2 separate regions of the Mus musculus genome follow, and region 1 is linked to region 2. A link is a contact called in ENCODE POLR2A ChIA-PET data. All regions are on one chromosome and are shown on one strand. Each heading gives the region's core, a stretch centred on a gene start or an enhancer-like site at or near the end of the contact. The rest is flanking DNA. Distances are from core to core; before and after follow the strand shown.

The links. ChIA-PET counts read pairs that join two places held with the same protein, here RNA polymerase II (POLR2A).
Region 1: POLR2A ChIA-PET joins it to region 2 with 18 read pairs in Patski. The contact joins the promoter of Nthl1 here to the promoter of Mlst8 in region 2. POLR2A ChIA-PET finds 5 or more read pairs at or near these places in 4 of 5 experiments (Patski and embryonic stem cell).

Annotation. Positions count from the first base shown.
Region 1 is chr17:24,631,412-24,634,552 of GRCm38, forward strand. Nthl1 (nth (endonuclease III)-like 1 (E.coli)) reads left to right here and starts at 1,271. Exons shown (of 6, transcript NM_008743.2): 1 at 1,271-1,443; 2 at 2,516-2,754. The coding sequence starts at 1,341. Tsc2 (TSC complex subunit 2) reads right to left here and starts at 1,216. Exons shown (of 42, transcript NM_001286713.1): 1 at 1,127-1,216; 2 at 534-700. The coding sequence starts at 671.
Region 2 is chr17:24,477,797-24,480,772 of GRCm38, forward strand. It overlaps Mlst8 (MTOR associated protein, LST8 homolog (S. cerevisiae)), which reads right to left and starts at 1,282. Exons shown (of 9, transcript NM_001252464.1): 1 at 1,216-1,282; 2 at 524-662; 3 at 315-366; 4 at 67-229. The coding sequence starts at 652.

The DNA.
Region 1 (3,141 bases), core at 21-2,520, 150 kb after region 2:
CTGTGATGGGATCTGATGCCCTCTTCTGGTGTGTCATCTACAGTGTGTGTGTGTGTGTGTGTGTGTGTGTGTGTGTGTGTGTGTGTGTGTGTGTATGTTAAATAAATAAATCTTTTTTTAAAAGTTCCTAAAAAGAAAGGGTGGATCTCCAATTTAAAAAAGGAAACGAACATCTTTGAGGAGAGGAGGACCCAGTCTCACTACTGTAGCTCAGGTGGGTTACAATTATGTTGCCTCCAACTTCATAATCCTATCTCCTCTGCCTCTCACGTGCTGAGAGAGTACAGGGCATCTATCTACCATAACACTAAACAAAATAAGTTTTCATACAACACCTAACTTCTAAGGCAAGTGTGCTAAAGCAGGACACCAAGATCCTGAGGACAGGCATATATCTGTCTCCACAGTACTGGGGACAGCAGCCCTATGCAGATGGTTACCAGCAACCCATCTCCCACAGAACCCAATGACAGACAAACCCAGCCTTCCTAGCCTTTGTGCTGGGCTAGCCAAGACATTGGCCACTCACTCACTCTCAAGATTTCCGATGTGATGATAAACTCAGTCTGTTTGCCTTCTGCACACCTGGGATTTGGCCTCGATGTTCCCAATCCCAACAGTATCTTGAACTTCTCCTTCAAGCCGGAATCTTTGCTTGTTGGTTTGGCCATGGTGGGCAGGGCAGTACTAGAGAACTGCTCTGTGTAGAAATAAACATATTATTTGATACACCCCAGGAAAGGTTCTCCCTTCTGCCCTCGAGGCGAACCTCCAGAATCCTAGGTCAAGGGTAGGCAATAACCTGTCCTTCCTACAGCCTCTGGGGCAACTCAACTCCATGCAGGAGGAACTCAGCCACAAATCAACTCCGGAGGTATAGGCTTACTCTAGCGACCCGCCTGTTGATTGCCATTAGTTCTCCCTAGGTTAAGGAGGAGCTGTCGCGTGAATAGATGCAGAGGCCCGCTCACATTCGCAATGGAGGGCTTGAAGCGCTAGGACTTGTCAGCGGTGGGAGCGGCGGAGGATTGGAATCAGAACGACCAATTCCCCTCACCCCATCGCGACGCGACCACACAAACCATCGCAACCCGCCCCAGCAGTCAGAGCCTCCAGGGCTACTCACCCCGCGCGCGCCTTTCGCGCGCAGGTCCTCCTGCACCCAGGGAAGGGCGCACACCCCCGGCCCAGGGCAGCTGCCGGAAGCGCAACCCGTACTTCCGGGGGCGAGGCTTTGCTGACTATTTGCGTTGAGCTCTCTGGGAATTGTAGTTTCGCGTGCGCGTTGAGCAAGTGGTGGGATCGCGGGGCTGCTCGGAGGAGTAGTTTACAGCCCAGGCATGAACTCAGGGGTGCGGATGGTGACTCGCAGTCGGAGCCGCGCGACTAGGATCGCGTCGGAAGGGTGTAGGGAGGAGCTCGCCCCGCGAGAGGCTGCTGCAGGTAGCTCTGCGCCTGCAGGCGTTTTGGAGGAAAGGAGGAACGTGGAACTTTGGCTCCAGGCTTGCGTCCCGGGCCGCAGCATCTGACCTAAACTCTAGGCGCCGCGGAGTAGGCAGCTGCCTTGAATCTTGAATTGAAGCTACGCTTAAATCTCACGTGGCCCCACTTCTAGCTTCTTCCAAGGGTCTGGGACCCGCAGGGTCTGCAGGGTCCGTAAGACTGGGTTCTGGATGTATTCATCCACCCTTATCGCCAGTGAAAAGTTTTAGTCCAACCAGCCTAGCTTAGGACATTCACTTGCTCCAGGCTGTCCGTGGGACACAGCTCTGTTCTCAGAGCTGCCTCCCTCTCTTGTAGGGCCAGGCTGTGTGCCAAGAACACACCCAGCTAGAAGTCTTCTCTCCCAGCTGGACGGTGGTTCTGAAAGAAAACAGGCCCAGAGAGAAAACAGGAAAGGGCATGGCACTCATTGTGTTTGTCCTGTAGCCATTAAGGGCCTACTATGTGCCAACTAGTGGTACTCAGGGAGTAATTATCAGCCCGTCCCCGCCTGGGACTTAGACATAAGTGGCTAGAGCAGGAGTGTGCGTAGGCAGCAATGGTCTCCCAGAATCGGTTCAGTAGTAGAGATCCGCTGGGATCCAGGCTGAGGCTTGGCAAGGGCCAAGGGCCACAGAAAGTGTTGATACTGTTAAGGCAGCAAATGTTTTATAGTAGTAGAGTTTGGAGCTCATCCTAAATGCAACGATTTCTGAAAGGGGAGTTGCACTGTCCAGTTTGGGTGTGAAGAGAGAGGTTCTCTTGAATGTAACTCAAAGGACTTGGGACAAAGGAGAGAGGTTATATTATCCTAGAGGCTGTTACTAGTGTCGGTGTGCTAACAGGCACTTTGTCAGACTGTCATGTACTGTTGTGACAAGGGCAGAGCACAGCACTTCTGTACACATCGTGGTAGATAATGGACAGTTAGTTGCACAAACAAGTGTGGGGATGTGGATTGGCAGGTAAGCAGCACCCTTCCCCCACCCTCATATAAAACCCACTCCAAAGACTGAATGGCACTTTTTTGCAGAAGGAAGAAAAAGCCACAGGCCCGTGAGACATCCACGGAGAACACAGAAAACGCATGTGGCCTATGAAGCGGCTAATGGTGAGGAAGGCGAAGATGCTGAGCCCCTCAAAGTGCCCGTTTGGGAGCCCCAGAACTGGCAGCAGCAACTGGCCAACATCCGCATCATGAGAAGCAAGAAGGATGCACCTGTGGACCAGCTAGGCGCCGAGCACTGCTATGATGCAAGTGCCTCCCCGAAGGTATGCAACACCTCCGCCTATCCAGCAAGGTGCTTACTTCCTTTTAGGTCTCTACCAGAAAAAGAGCAAGACCTGCCAGCTCTCCCTGCTGCCATACAGGAGGATACATACATACATACATACATACATACATACCCAGGAAGATGCGCTCCTCCCATAACCTTAGAACATGTACAACGTACATCACCTGTCAATCATTGTGGCCACCGTGCATGGCAGAGTGTCTGAGACTTGAAGCCTCATGCACAGTGGTGGTGCATTTGGGAACATCCAATAATGCAGGAGAAGCAGACTCCCTTACATTGTGTTGGTTCCTTAGACTAACCATAGGGCTAACTACCTTCGGATCCTGGTATCCTGAGTATCTCTAACTCTGGCCCTTCTTGT
Region 2 (2,976 bases), core at 32-2,531:
CAGACAATCCCCTGGCCTGCCCACTCCCCGGGCAGCCGTCCTCTTCAGCCCAACACACAACACCACCTGAGGTCCCAGATGCGAGCTGTGCAGTCCTCGCCACCTGTATACATCCAGCGACCATCCTCGTGAAAGCCCACTGATGCAATGTTCTTACTGACTCCGTCATAACTGATGATGGGGTTGGGGTTATTGGAGTTGAGATCATACATGCGGATATGTTGGTAACCTAGGGACACAGGGGGAATTGAAGCATGGGTGTGCCAGGTAGAACTACGGCCAGTAAAGGGTCAGAGGTCGAGAATCTCAGGTACCTGCAGCAGCAATCATGCTTCGGTCCGGAGTAATCTCCAATGCATTTACCTGCTGAGCATGTTAAGGATAACAGGAAGAGAACCCAGAGAGGGAAACCTTGGGGCTACAAGGCCATCAAGACCTCCACCACCTGGCCTGAGTTTCCCCAAACACATATCATTCATACTTAATTCTGGCCAGCACCATCCTGCTGCCAAGAGGAGGATACAGAGTCCTGATGCTGCACTGTTCGAGTGCAGATTCCACTGTGAGCCTGCCAAAAGCGCACCGTGTGGTCATAGCCTGCAGTTGCTAAGATGACAGGGTCACTGCCCACTGTGCCTGGGGTGGTATTCATTGTTTGATGGCTGGAGAAAAAAAATGAGACCTGCACTGGGCCAAGAGGTGATAAGTAAGGTCCAAAGGTCAAAACGTTTGGAGAGAAAAGATGTACGCATAACAATCTGCACACTACAGTGTACCGGTATTAACTTCACTTTAAAACTAAGAAAAATAAGAGTGTTCAGGGTCACGCTGACAGTCTCAAAAAAAAAGACTCCGGCTACTTTGCTCCCGGGAGAGTGTTCCTTCAGCTTCACCCTCACGCTTGGAGACGCCACCTCGCCAGCAGCCAGCAGGAGGCAGTCACACGCAGAAGGCCATCGCCCGGGCGCCGTCTCTCGCAAGGGTAGGCAACGCATGCGCATGGCGACTAAGGAAAAGCCCGGCACTGCTGCTGCTGAGCATGCGTAGTTGACCGGCACTGGGATCGGATGGGTGGGGGCGCTATCTGGCAGGACCCCCGCGCTCCCCAGTGCTCTGCACACCGCCCTGGCTCTGTGTTACCGGCCCGATTACCCCGACCGCACTCTCCTAGCCACCCAGTGGTCGGTAGCAGCCCTCATCCCGTGTCCCCCGTACCTTAACACACGCTCTGCACTCTGCCTTAGTCCAGGACGGCGAGGCGAGGAGGAGCTAGTCGATAGAAGCCGGGCCGAGCGTAGAGCTATCGATAGTAACTCCGGGCGAGACCATGGGTCCGGGGAGTGGGGGAGTTGAAAGGGATACCAGAGTTCTGAGACGAAGAACTCCAGAAGTGATCGTGCTCAGAATGGCCATCAGCCGCGACGCCACCCTTCAACTCACTGGGAACTACAGCCATGGTACTGCTGCCTATTTTCCAGACTTGGCTCCCAGAAGGAATTACACTGTCGTCGTCCCTCCACCCCCCGCAGACATACACAATCACCTACCCTACCAACCAAGCTAGAATTTCTAGGTAATGCAAAATTTTCAGATAAAAATCATTTTTTCTTTTCTTTTTTCCTTCCTTCCTAGCTTTTCTCTCTTTCCTTCTTTCTTTCTTTCTTTCTTTCTTTCTTTCTTTCTTTCTTAATTTCTTAATTTCTTAATTTCTCTCTCTCTCTTTTTCTTTTAGTATAGGCATATCTCAAACACTGTACTAAAAGAATTACTTTCTTACAAGAAGTTTGAATGCAACTGGGCAGTCTGTTACTTCTATTTGCTTTATCTGGTAGCCATAGTCTAGACCCTTTCAGCCTGATCCTGAGGGCACATAAGCTAGCCCAGAAACTCGTTTAAAACTGCAGACTCTCATGCCTCCATTTTTTAAAATTTTTAATAATACTTTTTATTTAACCCAATATATAAAAATATTCTTTTAACACATTCAACATAAATATTTTGTGCTTTTTTATTTTAAACTGAAATATAGTGTGCATCATGTTCTTGTGAATAGTTTCAATTTAGACTAGATAGATACATTACAAGCACTCAACAGCTTTATGTGTCTACTAAATAACATTGAACAGATAGGTGTAGAACATCTGATTCAAGAACAGCAAATTAGCCGGGTGGTGGTGGCGGCGCAGCCTTTAATCCCAGCACTTGGGAGGCAGAGGCATATAGGAGAGAATAATATTTATATTCCTAGCTGGGGAAAGCCTAGCTGGAATATAAATATTATTCTCTCCTATATTACATCCCAACTGCAGTTTCCTCTTCCTCCCCTCCCCCAAGCCTCTCCTCTCCTCTCTCCTCTCTCCCAGATTCACCCCACCACCACCACCACCAAGTACTTCCCCTCAGGAAAGAGCAGGCCTCCCAGGGACATCAACCAAACACACACAAGCTACAATAAAACCAGGCACATACTATCACTTTAAAGCTGAAAGAGGCAACCCAGCAAGAGGAGAAGGATCTCAGGCAGCAGAGTCAGGGACAGCCCAGCCCTGTTAGGATTCCAGAACACCAAGCTTATATGCAGAGGACCTAGGTCAGAGCCTTAGCAGCTCTCTGACTCTGCAAGACCCCAGGAGGTCCACCGGCCCCTCTGTGTTCTTGTGGTGTTCCTGACCCCTCTAGTTCTTCTAATCCCCCCCCCCTCCTCTGCAGGACTCCAAACTCCGCCTAGTATTTGGTTGTGGCACTCTGCATCTGTCCCCATCAGTGGCTAGGTGAAGTCTCTCTGGTCTCTTGGTGACAATTCTGCTATCATGCCTCCATTTTTATTACCCAGCTCTACAAAGTTGTCCTTGCTTTCTCATGATCTCTTCCCACTGCACCAGTAGATGGGGCTGCAACCCCCTTTCCCTCTAGCCACAGAGAGGGTAAGTCCAGCTCCTTAGCCAAGGCCGGTTCCCCTGTCTACACACCCAGGTT